Regions from separate parts of the Homo sapiens genome. Here region 2 is linked to region 1. The links are chromatin loops, found by intact Hi-C in ENCODE. Cell type or tissue: HCT116. All regions are shown on one strand. Region 1 overlaps CCDC169-SOHLH2 (CCDC169-SOHLH2 readthrough). Region 2 overlaps LOC102723490 (a long non-coding RNA gene).

Region 1 (8,000 bases):
CCTAATATCCTAGCCATGGGTCAGCTAGCCATCAGCAACTAGTATTCACAGGTGGCCCTATGCCCCATCTGATAGAAACCAGACTGGCAGGCTCAGGCCCTGGAGCATACAGCACTCACCATACGGGACACTAAAATTGTAACCAGCAATTGTAAGTGCTGATTGCATAGTTCAATTAACAAAAGCGAGGTCCAGTAGAGAGAAAGTGACTTCATTGACCAAAACTAATAATGGACAAGTGGCCAGATTCCCATCCAAAATAACCATGTCCAATTTCTAGGGAAAAGGCAGGGGGCTTTCAAAGGGAAACTTAATATGGGAGGCATGCAGGAGTTGTGCTGGTTACAAGGTCTGTGTGTCTTGTTTTGGTGTCTATCTTGGGTCTTTTGTGTTGTCCCATGTTGATGTTGGGGTTAATAAAGCCACTTTATGCCAGACCTTGCTCTTATTAATTGGACTCTGTAAGTGGCAAGCAGCCGGATTCCATTTGGTTACGACTGTATACTAATAGGTCGGTCTATCTATCTATGTATCTATGTATCTATGTATCTATGTATCTATCTATCTATCTATCTATCTATCTATCTATCTTATTTTATTTTTTTGAGAAAAATTTTTATTTTTTTGAGATGCAGACTAGCTATGTCACCCAGGTTAGAGTGCAGTGGCACAATCTCAGCTCACTGCAACCTCTGCCTCCCGGGTTCAAGCAATTCTTCTGCCTCAGCCTCCTGAGTAGCTGGGATTACAGGCACCTGCCACCATGCCTGGCTAATTTTTGTATTCTTTAGTAGAGACGGGGTTTCACCACATTGGCCAGGCTAGTCTTGAACTCCTGACCTCAAGTGATCCACCAGCCTCAGCCTCCCAAAATGGTGGGATTACAGGTGTGAGCCACCGTGCCTGGCTGGCTTGTCTATATTTGATAATTAAATTTGATGATTGACTTAAAAGTCAATAATATTTTTAAATAAAATGGTGTCAAAATTTATAAACTGTACTCAGATGTGCCAAAAATAAATTGCATTTTTAATTTTTTGGTAACCATTCTCATCTTGCTCTGAAGAATCCGTTACCATGTTAGGAAAGGGGATACCATGACAAAGGGAGACTTTAGGTAGCAAGTTATAAAGATGATTCCATACAGTTGAGCTCTACTGTATCTTTTGGGTAAATGTTTAGTCTTTCAGGGCTTCTCCTTTCTTCTTGTACCTTTCCAAAGCTTTTGGGTTAATGACTTTCAGTTTCAGTATGGGAGGGGGTTCCATCCCCTTTGGTAGACCGCATTTGCATAGAGATGAGGGTGTAAGGGAGACCTGTGTCAGGGCTGAGGAGGTTGGTAGTGGTATGTGCTAATACTCTTTCTCCTTAACTCTTCCACTAACTGTTATGTAGCAGCAGTTATTTCAGACCTGTGAAGAGCATTTAAAGTTGAAAAAGAAGCCATCTTTTTGCCCTCTACAAAGCCTGACTTTAAAGACTCGAAAAAGTTAGCTTTGGGCTTTGAATCTGAACAAAGACCTTTTAATTTTAGGCTGTATTCTTCTTTTTCCCCAGACATAAGGAAAATGCTTTGACTTTAATAGCTAAAAGGGTTTAGTGAAAGAAAACTGCTTAAGGTTAAGAGAAAATGCCTGAGAAGATAGCTAAATGTACATTGTTCCTTCAGCTTAGGAGTTAAGAGGATATGATTTCAAAGGCAGATAAAACTGGATTAAAAACCCGGTTCCCTTATTTATTAGCTCTGTCATCTTAAGAATGTTATTTGACATTGACATCTTTGAGCCTTGGTTTCCTCATCTTTGTAAAATAGGTGACTACATTTCTAAAATGAGGATTAAATTACTTAATGTATGTGAAGCATTGTGTGCTTTACACACGGCAGACACGTAAGTGATAGTTATTCAGCAGACTTCAGAATTGCTTTCAAAGGAAAAAAAATGAACATGACATTGGATAGGTTAGTAATGTTTAGGATATTTTATATACACATAAACATATATAAAATGTATAAATATATAAATATGTATTTCAAGTTTCCTTGGAACTTGAAATATATATATTTATGGATATGTATATGAAATATCATATATGAAATATATGGATATTATATATATGGGTATTTCAAGTTCCAAGGAAAGAAACATGTCCTGATATTCCCTCTAATTGAATTCATTGTAAGGATGCACAAGAAGTAAAAGAAAAAAGCAGGTGGGAAGTAGGGAAGAAGAGGAATTGCAGTAGTTGTGATAAGGTTTGGCTGTTTGGTAGCCTGAGTGTGAGTCTAATTCTTGCAGTCTGGAAAATCTTACTAACAGAAATACAGACTTAATAACTATTTCCTTCTAGTTGATCTGTATTGCCAATAAAGTCAAATATAGTAATAGAGTAAGATCAAGCTCATAATGTTATTTTAATGAATAAATGAGAGGTGGTGGGGTGATCTTGATTGTTTCTCCCTGTTTTTACTCAGGTAGTGAATGGAAAACCCGTTATGAGACACAACTTGAATTAAATGATGAACTAGAAAAGCAAATTGTTTATCTCAAGGAGAAAGTGGAAAAAATCCATGGAAACTCTTCAGGTACAAAACCAATCATATGTACATTTTATAATTTGAGTTAAAACTGATAAAACATTAAGTGCTCATATTTGATTTATTGTAGATAGACTATCTTCTATTCGTGTCTATGAACGAATGCCAGTGGTGAGTAGAAATGTGATTAAACACAAAGAATAATTGAAGGAAATTATGTCTATTTTTTCCAGACGTATTTCAAAGAGAAGTTTGAAGACTAGCGCAAGGTCCAAATAAACTGTTTTGTTCAAGGGATCTGTTTGAAGGACAACAAATAATTTTTGAGTAGCTATAGGTGGAGCACTAAGTTGCCAGCTATATTCACAGGTGTCCTGAAGAGCAGAGCATGTATAGATATTGCTTTTTGAATCACCGCCAACCTTCAGAGAAAGATATAGACAAATACTGTGTTTTTGCTAATAATGAATTGAGGAGAAATAAGTCCTTTTGCACGCTTGTTACTTTCAACCCAGACATGCCTTTATTTCCATATCTTGGAAAGTCAGGAATTTTTCTAACTCGAAAAATTGTTTTCCCATGTGCTGTCATAGAGTTATATCGCCCTCTTGTGGCATTTAGAAATAGTTGCTAGGGCTATGTTAAGCTTAGTGCCTTTTCTTAATTGCAGGTAGAATTTTATTACTACCTACTGGATATAAAATATTCTGTCTACCTGCTTCTTGATAACTGAGGCTCAGTCCTAGCTCAACAGAGTGGGTATCACCACCCTTGTGGAGAGTAGCAACAAGTGCTGGTATGACTTAGTAAAATACCTTAGGGCATATCTAAGGAGCGTTTAATTGGTTTTCTAACTACTACCTGAGACTCTGGAACATATTCATGTTGGAAAAAATACATTTATTTTCCTTGATGTATTTGTGTTATTTTTGAAGAAAATGTGGTTCTCTAAGAGATTTAATAATTTAGATCCAGAGACAGAGAATTATATTTCTCCACAGTAAAGGACTGAAGAAATATTAGCACAACGAAGAGTGGGACCACAGACCAAGCAGAAAGGAAAGAGAATGAAAGTTCAGTATAAACAGAACTGGTCCTCTCTATTCTCTGGACAGGTGCTTTCATGAGTGTTTGGTACTCATGAATCCAAGAGGGGTGTGTCTGAGCAGCAGAGATTAGAAATCTAATCAAGGAGTCAGCGATAGAAGTGTCCAATTACTAAGCAAAAAGCATTGGGATCCAACAATCCTATATCCAGTCAAGAGACCCTCTTAGCTAAGGACAAAACTAAGTCTTATTCTTTGATATAAAGAATAATATTTGTGAAATTCAGACATATAATTGTGTAATGCAGACATATTTTTGGCTTCCTGTTAAATTGACAATTAGGGAAAAGGGCTTAAATTAGTTGCTTTTGTGGGATAGAGTATGAATTCAAATACCATCTGTAAATTTCCCGATTCTTTATCCTTGTTGTGGATTGTTTAGTGTTTAGGAGTAATCTGTACAGACATACTTATGAAATTGATGTGTTAGTTTGAATACTAATTTTGAATAATTTCAAACTACAGATTTGCTTATGAGTAGCAAAAGGATGGGCACTCGTTGTTGACTAGTATATGTGTAATATTTTATATGTTATTTGACAAAAATGTATAAAATGTTATCTTTAAACTATATCATTAAAGTGGACTTCATTTTAATATAATTTTATCTCTCTTTTATTGTGGTAAATATACATAACTTAAAATTTACCATTCAGCATTTCTTTTTTTTTTGAGGGAGGGTCTCACTCTGTCACCCAGGCTGGAGTGTAGTGGTTCAATCTTGGCTCACTACAGCCTTTGCCTGCTGAGCTCAAGCAGTCCTCTCACCTCAGCCTCCTGAATAGCTGGGACTACAGGCTCATGCCACCATGCCTGGCTAATTATTGTATTTTTAGTAGAGACGAGGTTTCACCGTGTGTCCCAGGCTGGTCTCGAACTCCTGAGCTCAAGCAATCCACCTGCCTCGCCTCCCAAAGTGCTGGGATGACAGGTATAAGTCACCACACCCCGCCTGTTTCAGCCATTTTGAAATGTAAAGTTCAGTGTGATTTTAATATTTTAGAAAAAATTATTCACATAAGTGAGAGTGAAGCTTTAGTCTTTGTTCTGATAATAGGTTGGTGCCTCCAACTTTTTTTTTTCTTGAGGTTCACTTTTCTCCTCTGAAGGTAAGATACGTTATATTATCTTCTAAGTGTCTTTCAGTGGGGTAATTTATTAAAATTTTATTTTAGCATGATGTATCAAGGGTTGCATTTGGCAGAATGTAAGAGAAAGGTTTAAACAAGTAAAGTTTTTTTTTTCTCTTTTCTTTTTTTTCCTCATGTGACAGAAAGTATGAGGTTTGCAGTCCAGGGGTGGTGCAGTGGCTGTATAATGCCTTCAGGAATCCAGGCTTCCCCTAAGTTTCTACTCTGCCATCCATTTGTGAGTGGCTTTTGTCCTCGTGTTTAAAGATGGCTGCTTCGCCTTCTCAGCTGCTTCACGTTATCATTCAAAAAAAGACATAGGTGAAGGAGAAATGGTAAAGGTGAAAGCCGGTCACGTCTACTCCCCTTCAAAGAGCTTTCTAAGATGCTGCACCCAGTAATTCCCCTTGACATTTCATTGGGAGTTAGAACTGTATCATATGGGCACCTTCGTGTGCATGACAGGCTAGGAAATATAGTGTTTTACTGAATATACAGGAAGAAGAGAAGAGTGGATTGTGAGCGTACAGTTGGCTGTATCTGCCACACACAAAGTCATTTAAAGTGAAGGCATTTCATTTTATGTATTCATTCAATTCATTCATACATATTCGTTCAACATGTATTCAGCTGATATTATTTGGAAAATAAAAGGTATAGAAAAAGAATATCATAAAATCAAACATATCCACTGTAGACAGTTCTGTTTTTAGTAATTTTTGTATGCATACATATTGATTAAAAAGAACAACCAAATAAATAAGTCAGCCAACAAACAAAGTGAAAAAGGATTACAGCTAGTTTTTATTGTTGTTTAAAATATAATTATAACCTTACCGCATGGACAGTTTTGAATCCTATGCTAATTGGGGTAATTAAGTCAATTATTTCATATGTTATGTTCTCTTCATGTGCATTTTTCAATGATATATTATGTTCCATTGTGTTGGAATGTGAATGTTCAATTACTTTTCCCTATAACTGGGTATTTTAGGTTGTTTCTGGTTTTAATTTTGAGTTGAAACCCACAGAGTGTATTATGGCAAACAACTCCATATTCTAGTATTTATAAATCTTCAGATCTTTGTCCCTTTTTGACTTTAAATGTTTTAATGAAAACAATTTATAGAGTTGAGATCCCTTTTATTCTCCTCCCTGTCTTCTTTTTGTTTCCTTTTTATAGGCAAGGACTACCATGAATTTGGTATATATTATTTCAGTTTATTTTTAATATCTCTCTACATGTTGTATGTATAAAAATGCATATAAAAAGTATCATACTGTGCATATCATTCTTTTACTCATTATTTAATTCCATTCATGTTAATAAAGATCTAGTAAATTTTATCAGTTGTATAGTATTTCATTATATGTGTATATCCTTAGTATATTTACGTACATCATGAATTACGTAAATTAGCCTATTTACGTACATCATGAATTTTTCAAAATCTCACTATGACAAGCATTGCCACAGTGAATATCTTTATATGTGTCTTTCAGTGCAAAGTGTTCCTCTAGGCTTAGCAAACTTTTCTGTAGATGGATAAATAGTAAATATTTTCAGCATTGCAGTTGTATGATCTCTGATCTTTGTTGTAGCTATTCAACCCTGCTGCTGTAGTATAAAGGGAGCCATAGACAACACCTAATTGGTGGGCTGTATTCTAAAAAATCTTGGTTTACAAAAACAGGCAGAAGCTGAATTTGATCTTTAGGTTATAGTTTGCCAGCCTCTGCTTTAAGGCAGTGATCCATAAACTTTGGTAGGTTATGGAATCACCTAGGGCACTTCATAAAAATACAAAGGCCAAGTCCTGTCCTTCAACCTACTTGCCACCTCTATATTTTTATTAACTCTTCAGGTAATTCTAATAAAAAAGTTTGAGAACCACTGCTTCAAGTATACATGTTCTTAGAAGTGGAATTTTAAAATCATAAGATAGGTAGATTTTCAAATTATTATAAAGTATTTCTGGGTCAGTCTGTCTAAAGACACCCCAGCTCTACAGTTAGTTCAGTATGTCTGGAATAAATAAGAGGGATGATGAGCGATGAAGCTGGAAATAATATGCAGGGGCTAAATAATAAAGGGTTTGGTATTCATGGTAGGGAGTGTGAATTTTTTTTGTATATGATAAGAAGCTATTGAAATATTTTATATAGAGGTTGAAAGATCCTCCCACCCCCACCCCAACCACCATGAAGAAAGGATTCCTCAGGGTGGGTTAGAATTGAATCAGAGAAACCAGCTAGGATGCTTTTGTCGTAGTCTAGGTAAGGGAAGGTGGGTTTTTTTTTAGCTTGGGCAGTATTATATGGGGATGGAGCAGAGGAGACAGATTAAAGATCTATTTAGGAATGAGGATTTCATGAATACTTAGATATTGGGTAAGACTGCAAGAGAATTTAATGACAATTGAGAGTTTTGGCTTGAATAACTTCATGGATTACAATGAACAGGATAATAGAAATTGAAATTAGGATGTTAGGAAATGGTAAGTTTAGTTTTGTTTGTGTGTATTACACAGGTGATAGTGGTTTGGAAGCAACTGAAAATAGTTTTGGATTATGGAAAGTTGCTTCTCTGAAAACAGAGATCACCAAGTCATAAGTGTCACATGCAGTCATGAAACTACAAGGGATTGCTCAGGAAAAATATGCAGTCTGAAAAATAGAATTGAGGTTGAAACCCTGGGGAATGCTGACATTTAAAGTGTTAGGAGGCAATTTAGGGAATATTATTGAGAAGGAAAAATATTGAGAAAGGATGGGGGGACAACTGGAAGAATGGTATCACAGAAGTCAAGAAGGGGAAGGCTTTATGAATGTTCAGGAAAAGAATGTTCTAGAAAATTCTGCTGTAGGAGAGGATAAAACACGTTGTCCAGAGTTCAGGCAAATTATTCAAAAGCGAAGAAAGAAGTGCCAATTAGAGGCTAGGACATAGGAGAAAATGTGATGTGGTGTGTAGTGGAAGAGTAGGGGTGAGAAAATGTACTGAGTATAACCTATTTTCCCTCGAAACGTAGGTTTTGGAATCAGACCATCATGGCTCAAATTCAGACTATGGGACACTGAGGAAGTTATTTCATCTCTCTGAGGCTTAATTTCCTCATCTGTGAAATTGAGTTAATTAAACTCTCATGCAGGGTTACTGTGAAGATTATTAGAGATAGATAAAACAAATAACATAGTGCCTGACATAGTAAGCTCTGTTAGTTCCTG
Region 2 (8,000 bases), 450 kb before region 1:
CTTCCCACTGATGATGAGCGTCCCATTCCTATCCTTAAAGATTCCATTGAACTTGACATAGTGGAATCAACTTGGAACATGAGGACCATGTAGTTGAAAACAATGAAGGGATCATTGGTGGCAATAATGTTCATTTTGCCAGTGTTGAAAGGAGCCCTGTAACCAGACACCTAATACTGCCAAATCTATTGACTTCAACCTTTACAATGGTGTTACATGAATGCGGCTGGCACTGCACAAAAAGCTGCAACTGTCTGTCCAGTGGAGAGTAGCAGAAAGTGCAGTGGGGAGTTATTGTCCCAATTTATAGAAAGGGGTTGAGGCCTAAGAGACATTTTACATTTAGTATACATAGGACACAACTAATATATTCTGTGAAATTATTCATGAGAGTGACATCCCTGGCATGTAATGGATGAGAAGGAAACTTGCCTAGAAGGGCAGGAGTGGGGTTGGGCTTGTGGCTGAAGCATGGGAGTATAATGTTATCACCTGGGAAGACTGGTATGGTCAAGGGCCTATCCTTGACTTTAGGATAGGCCTGTGGAAACCCTGAGAGCACCAGCCAGAACCAGGTCACCATCCAACCCTTCTGTCCTACAACCCTTCCTTCTTCCTGGTCCCATTACTCCCCAAAGCTGCCCACCCCCAACCGAAATGCCCTGACTTAAATTCAAGGGGCTTTCTTTGCTGCATCCCTCCTGCGCTTTATACCTTGGGAATATAGCTGTCGGCCTTGATCCTCCCTGGTCATCGCCTGGTTGAGAACAAACATGTCTCAATAGCAACCTAATTATTATGTAGGTAAGTCAAGAGATACTTTTGAGAATTTAAAGGGGTATAAATGATGGAGGTGGTAGTTTCCTCCATGGCCTTTCTCACAAACTAGAGATAATGAGGTTCTATAGATTACACTTCCTCATGTATTTGACGAGGAAGTAAAGACTTGCTAATGTCTAGCATTTACCGTTATCGCTTTGAATTCACACACTATCCTTTTGCTTTAAGTTTAAAACACTCTGTATGACATTTTCTCAGTTTTGAAACCAGACTCTTAACTCTCAAGGAATTTTGTTAGGTTGCAATAAGATTTGTACTTTGCATTCTAAGTTGAATGAGAAGTGGTGCAGAAAGAGAACATGTTCACATCCAGTCATTTAAAAAATTAATCTTGGGCATAATCCTTCTAAACAAGCATCCCAGTACAACACTTAAATGCTATCCAAACCTTAGATAAAACAAAATATGATTTTGATCAGTCATAATGAATTAGTAAAATGTCAGTCTGTGTTATTTTCAAATGAGATAGGAAATGCATAATGGCTGGTAAATTGCCTTTCATTAGAAAACCACAGAATAAAACTGTAAGCTTTTTCTAAGTATTTATTTCTGAATTTACATAGTTTTGATATATTTACCAACCATGCTTATGCTTCCTGAGTTATTAAATAGATAAGCTGCTTTACAGAATGAACCAAACTATAAACCAATTAAACTTTACTAAGGGGCAAAATTCCCTGCATTTTTCTATGTTTTTGAGTTTCATGGCTGTGTGACTATCCCACTCTCCCCATCCTATCAACCTTCATTTATTGAAGATTTTGCCATCTAATTCACAGAAGGCCTGGCTTCCAGAACTCCTGCCATAATTATAGATAGTATTAATATTCTGGTGAAGAATCCATCCAGACTTTAACTTGGTCTCCTTAACGTTTCACTTTTACTTCTATTCTACATGAGCTATCCATCCTCAACTTCATTCTCACCAAGAACAACTTCATTTCTGAAGTTGCAAAGGTCAATATGAAAATAACCTGTGACCACAGCCTTTTGGTTCTCCAGCTTTTACCCACCATGCCCAGCGAGTCCTTTGGTTCCCAAGCTCCCATTCCCCTCATTGCTTCGCTTCCTTCTATTCCATCCCTGGCTAGAAACGAGGGAGCATCTCTCAAACTGTTCTCCTGCCTGGGCCTTCATTTCTGCCAGTGGTATCACCCTGCTGTGTTCTGACCATGGTTAATGTAAAACTGGCCTTTTCTGTCCCTTGAAGCAGGTACTGAATGTTGTTGGAGGAAATCACAGGTCGTTGTCACCACATACTTTTGGTCTCCAATCTCAGTGAAATGCTCAAAGCTATCCTTTGGCGATTCTCCAGGGAACAGCCTCTTGCTTTCTTCCCAGGGATTCTTCCCTCTTCCTTAAGCCCCAACCTCCCTGATGACATTTCCTTTCTCTCGGCAGATGACACTGCCTCATGCTTCATTCACAGTGAAAGGCAGACGCTTTCAGGCACAAATATCACCACTTCTATTCCTCAGGGTTCCTGCTTTTCCCGTGAGGCCACTTGGTGGACACATATACTGAGATCTCAGCTAGACAGAAGGGATTTGTATTTAACTGAGGCAGAGTCAGGGTCATTATATCAGGATGTCGGAAAACATCTTTTTGCAGCTACCTTTGTTCTGTTTCATAGCAACTAGCTTTCCAGCTCACAGATAATGAAAATCAGGACTGGGTAAGAGAGTGGGTTATTTACTCCACGGGTATTTGTTGAGCACACATTATGGAAATAGCCCTTAGGCCCCATGGACCCAATGATATCAACAGTGTCTCATTCACGTTTCATAGATGCTAACTGAATGAGTGAATTAGATAAATGAATGAACAAATGTGGTAAACAATCCCTGAAGTGAAGTAATGAATGAAAAATTAAGTGCAAGTTGAGTATCCCTTATCTAAAATGCTTGTGACTGTGTTTCAGATTTCAGTATTTTCAGATTTTGAGTATTTGCATATACGTAATATCTTGGAGATCGGACTTAAATCTAAACACAAAATTTATTTACATTTCATATACACCTTATATGCATAGCCTGAAGGTAATTTTATATGATATGTTTAATATTTTGTGCATAAAACAAAGCTTGTGCTAAGTACTTATGTGTGGAACTTTCTGCTTGTGGTGTCAAGTCAGTGCCCAAGAACATTCAGATTTTGGAGCGTTTCAGAATTTGGGTCTTCAGATTAGGCATGCACAACCCGTATAAGATGCGTAAGAAATTTTTCTGCTCAGAAGGAGCATATACTCTAATTTAGAAATACCTTAATATGACATTATATAATAAAGTTTTGAAATGTGTGGAATTAAAAATTAGAGACAAGATAATGTATAAGAAGGTGCTAATTATATAGTCCAGGCAGGGTAATTCAGGCAGAAAAGTTCTTTTTCCTTTTTTAATACAGGAGAGATCACATTATTCAGCTTTGCATTTTCTAGGTTCACAATATATCTCAGGAAAGAGAAAGAATAAATACTTCATGTTGCTAGAGAAAGGGGATGTTGGACCATGAAATTTAAGGCAATATAGAAAGAAAAAGGGAATTTCTTCTAGAGAGCACGGCTAAAGGAAGACCATAAAAAAGGCAATGTGAAAATTGTGGGCAGTGAAAATTGTATCTGGGGAATGACAAGATCAGTTTACCTTGTCCATCAAATTTGATAGATAGAACGTGTGTGTGTGTGTGTGTGTGTGTGTGTGTGTGTGTGTTACAGAAATTCCAACTTAGGGACTAGTTTGTTAGAAATTTAGTAATACTATTGGGACCCACCTTAGAGCACAGTTATGATGGTGCACTCATATTGGAAGAAAAACACTTTTGCTTATGATTATATCCTGGGAGCTTGCAAGAATAAGTCATCTATTCTTGTTCAATAGTTAGTAAAGAGTTGATGTCCCTAATAATTACACAGAAAACTTGCAGAGCCTCTTTCGGATGCGAGCTGATGCCCTAAAAGCTTTGGGACATATAAATATTTACAAGAAAATCTCAGGGTGGGCAAATGAAGGCATGCATAAGCAGTTTGTAACACATAAAAACTCGATTTATAAATATTTCATGTTAATATGTGGTCACCACCAGGGGGCGAATTCCTTTCCACTTGCAAAAATAGCTGCCAGAGGAAAGGAAAACTGCTTCCACCAGAGCTGGTGGAGAACAAAAATCCCTTCTCTGCTTTACAGAGTCATAGAAGATAGTGAAGGTCTCCTCTTTTGCCAGGGGTAGGTTTATATAGGTTTCTAACATTAATTGCATTTCCCCCATAAAAATGTCATAAATAATGGTTAGGTTTGCAGGATGATTCCAAAAGCAAAAAATTAAAATATATTTTAATACTTTTAAAAAGCCACATATACACACATATATGAATGTATTTATATGAATATAGATAATTATGTATAACATAAAATTATTTATAATTTTATGGAAAATTTTATTTGCCTAAGTACAAACTTTCAGAACTCAACGCATTTATATGAGAATGCCTATTCTTTCAAGGCATTAAATAAATGCCAAATGAACAGCGGGTATGTAGTCACCCTTAAATATTTTCCTATCTTCTTAAATGTAGAATTACTTATTAAAGAAACAATAAAGAATTGCCAATACATTTCAAGATAACCTATTTTTTCCTTTTATGAAGGAATAAGTGTTTAGCTTTCTTTTTGCAGCTTGATAAAAAGAGACTAGCCTCCTCGCCTTCATCCCCATCCCCAAGCACTTGATCGCCATTGTCTGAGACTAAATTATAAATGTTCCAGCTAAAGTTAATAGTGAGCTGTGCTGTGCTTATCAAACAGCTTCAGGCTCTGCCAATACCCTCTGTACTACAAACACAAAGGGACATTCATTATATGTCAATTTTTTCAGCCTAATTTGCTCCCAAAGCTATCACAGGTAGAAATTACTGTTATTAGTATCATCTTCAAACAGGAAAGACAGACGGTATTAGCAAGGTCCTTTACCTGTTTTGTAGCAGTGCTTTGACATTACTGCTCAGTGTGACCAATGTCTGTGGCCCTCCCTTCCCATGGAGACCCTGCCCTTTGCAGATTTCAAAATCAGTCTGGTACCTCCCTCCACTTAGAGCCAGTTGGGTTATAAGCCACTAATGAGTATTTTGTTCCTTCTTAAGCAAACAGAAGAAACATAGTTCTCATCCATCTGCTATGGACTGAATTTTACCTCCCTAAATTCATATGTCAAAGCTCTAACCCCCAATGCATTTGGAGATGGGGGCTCTGGGTGATCTTTAGGTTTAGATGAGGTCATAAAAGTGGGCCTCCTGATGGATTATGTCCTCATGAGAAGAGGAAGAGGCCTCAGAGCTTGCTCTCTGCCATGTGAGGACACAGCAAGAAGTGTACCATCTGCCACCAGGCAGGTAGCCTTCACCAGAACCTGACCATGATGGCTCCAGGATCTCAGACTTCCAGCCTCCAGAACCGTGAGGACTAAGTGTCTGTTGTTAAGCCACCCAGTCTACGGCATTTGGTTAAGGCAGCTAAGACAATAATATCTGTAATATCTCAGATCAACTTTTTTCCTTCAGTATATGTTTAGTAGGAAGCATTAGACACATGAAACCCTATTCGTGTAAGGAGTACTACTTCACTATGAAGAGTGACTCATCATCCAATCTGGAGCTCTCAATTAGGCATGATAAAATTGGCTGCAGGCAGAACCTCCAATGGGTCAAGGGGCAGCCTGAAATTGTATCAGTGTTGTATAAAAGTGCATTTTTGCAGGGAGGCAACTAGAGCGTCCTCAAATTTTCTGGTTAGAGTCCCTATGAAGTTTAACAGCCACTTATCTAGATTTGTTTCTCCTCTGACTTTTTGTTTTTCTCATTGAGCTGACATCTGATAAAGAGTATCAACTCTAGGATTATAAACATTGGGGTTGAAAGCTTGATTTCTTTGCCACTTAATAGCTGTGTAATAAGGGCAAGTTTCTTTATTTCTTTCTTTATCACGCAGTTTCCTCACATGTTGTATTGGCTGTTCTTGCATTGCTATAAAGAAATACCTGGGCCGGGTGTGGTGGCTCACGCCTGTAATCCCAGCACTTTGGGAGGCCGAGGCAGGTGGATCACGAGGTCAGGAGATAGAGACCATCCTGGCTAACACGGTGAAACCCCGTCTCTATTAAAAATACAAAAAATTAGACGGGCATGGTGGTGGGCACCTGTAGTCCCAGCTACTCGGGAGGCTGAGGCAGGAGAATGGTGTGAACCCAGGAGGCGGAGCTTGCAGTGAGCCGAGATGGCGCCACTGCACTCCAGCCTGGGCGACAGAGCAAGACTCTGTCTCAGAAAAAAAAAAAAAAAAAAAAAGAAATATCCGAGACTGGGTAATTTATAAAGAAAAGAGGTTTAATTGGCTCACAGTTCACAGGCTGTACAGATAGTATAGAACTGCCATCTGCTTCTGATTAGGCCTCAGGGAGCTTGTACTCATGACAGAAGGTGAAGGGGGAGCAGGCACGTCACATGGTGAGAGCAGGAGCAAGAGAAAGGTAGGGGGAGGTGCCACACACCTTTAAGCAACCAGATCTCATGTGAACTCACTTATCACCAAGGGATGGCCTAAGCCACTCATCAGGGATCCACCCCCATGATCCAAACACTTCCCACCAGGCCCCACCTCCAACATGAGGGTCTACATTTCAACATGAGACTTGAGTGGGGACAAACATCCAAACTATATCACCTGTGAAATGGAGTGTTAACTAATTCCAACCTACAGGGCAGGTGGGATTTTCAATGAGCTATAACAGGGGTTCTAAAATTTGAGGGTGCATCAGAATCACCTAGAGGGCTTGTTAAACCCCACACTACTGGCTCCCACCCCCAGAATTTCTGACTCGGTGGAGGATGAAGCCTGAGGATTGGCATGTCCGACCAGTTCCATGGTGATGCTCAGTGAGTCCATGAGCAACGCTGCTGGTCTAAAGACCACACTTTCAGAACCACAACTTTCCTCCTGAAACACTCATGGAAACCTGGCCCTCGTGATTTATTTGTCTGTTTCTTTGCCTGATACCTGGATAAATCCTTCTGTTGCTCTGTGGTGCAACCCTTCATTTCAGTATCCAACATCTGAAGTTCCAGCTCAGACCTTCTGAGCCAGCAAGACTGCTGGGTTCAGTCTGACCTCACTGGTAAAGAACAGAGTGGGTTTTCAATGTCTAATAGAAATACACTGCATGGCACATGTAATTCTAAATTTTCTAGAGGCCACGTTAAAAAAAGACTAGTAAAATGAATTTTAGTTACATATTTTATTTAACCTAATATATCATCAATGATAGGATATTATCATATTAACATATTAACGATATGGACATTATTAATAAAATATTTTTCTTTTTTTGAACAGTCTTAGAAATCTGGTATGTTCTGGTATGTATTTTACCTTTCTAGCGCATCTTCATTCAGACTAGCCCCATTTCAGGTGATTAAGAGTCATATGTGGTTCGTGGCTACCAGGCTGGGTGGCACAGTCTTAGAGTATTTGTAAGTGGGAGAAAACTGCTGTGTATTCTCAGAGTAAAAAACTCCCCAGAGAGTACTGGGTTCTTTATGTTATAGACTCTTCTGTCACCAGAGTACCATAACCTCTCCAAAGGCCAGGTGTCCTTGCGTGAGAAAACTGAAGGCCTGGGCCTGGGATATTTTTATAGGAAGTTGCACATTTCACTAGGCAAAGAAAACATTCTTAGATTTCTCTTTTAATGCCCCTAAAATAGTCACATTTCCAAAATAAGGCTTTTCTGCTTTGAAATTGAACTCATAACATACCCACTGATTCTGATATTTCAGTTGGGTCCAGGAGTGGTGAATTCACTGCTTTTAATTCTTCCTGGGAGAAATTCTGGGAGACCATTTTGAATAGGCAAATTGCCACGTAGGTAAATTAGAGTCACTGTCTTCGAATTCAGCTTCCCCCAGACAGCAATAGCCAGTGCTTACCCCCAGGAAGTTAGAGCCTACCCACCCCAGAGAATTTTCACAGCAGATGTGGTTGAGTACTTCATAATGAAAATGCTCAGTCTAAATTTACGTTTTCTTCTTAGACAACACTGAGACTTATTTTTGCCATTTTTTCTCATTTCTGCGAAAGCAGTTCTTAACCCATAATATTACCTTTGTAAATATC

The links. Hi-C counts contacts between places; a loop is a spot of excess contacts. Peaks named below come from ENCODE experiments on the same cell type or tissue, not always from the same donor. Only the 100,000 strongest peaks of a DNase experiment are listed, where the experiment ranks them.
Region 2: it touches region 1 in a loop (9-fold over the local background); 70 of 110 quality-filtered maps call a loop at or near these places.

The regions. Positions count from the first base shown.
Region 1 is chr13:36,278,176-36,286,175 of GRCh38, reverse strand. It overlaps CCDC169-SOHLH2 (CCDC169-SOHLH2 readthrough), which reads left to right. Exons shown (of 16, transcript NM_001198910.2): 2 at 2,474-2,584. The coding sequence starts at 2,570. CCDC169 (coiled-coil domain containing 169) reads left to right here. Exons shown (of 8, transcript NM_001144981.3): 3 at 2,474-2,584; 4 at 2,667-2,707. Among named protein-coding and RNA genes, the nearest start is that of CCDC169, 16 kb to the left of the region's middle. In HCT116, a CTCF peak has its summit at 3,137 (motif pointing left); a DNase peak (open chromatin) is centred at 3,165.
Region 2 is chr13:36,732,246-36,740,245 of GRCh38, reverse strand. All of the region lies in intron 3 of LOC102723490 (a long non-coding RNA gene), which reads left to right. It also overlaps the pseudogene GAPDHP34. Among named protein-coding and RNA genes, the nearest start is that of SERTM1, 62 kb to the right of the region's middle. In HCT116, CTCF peaks have their summits at 3,721 and 3,928 (motif pointing right); a DNase peak (open chromatin) is centred at 3,905.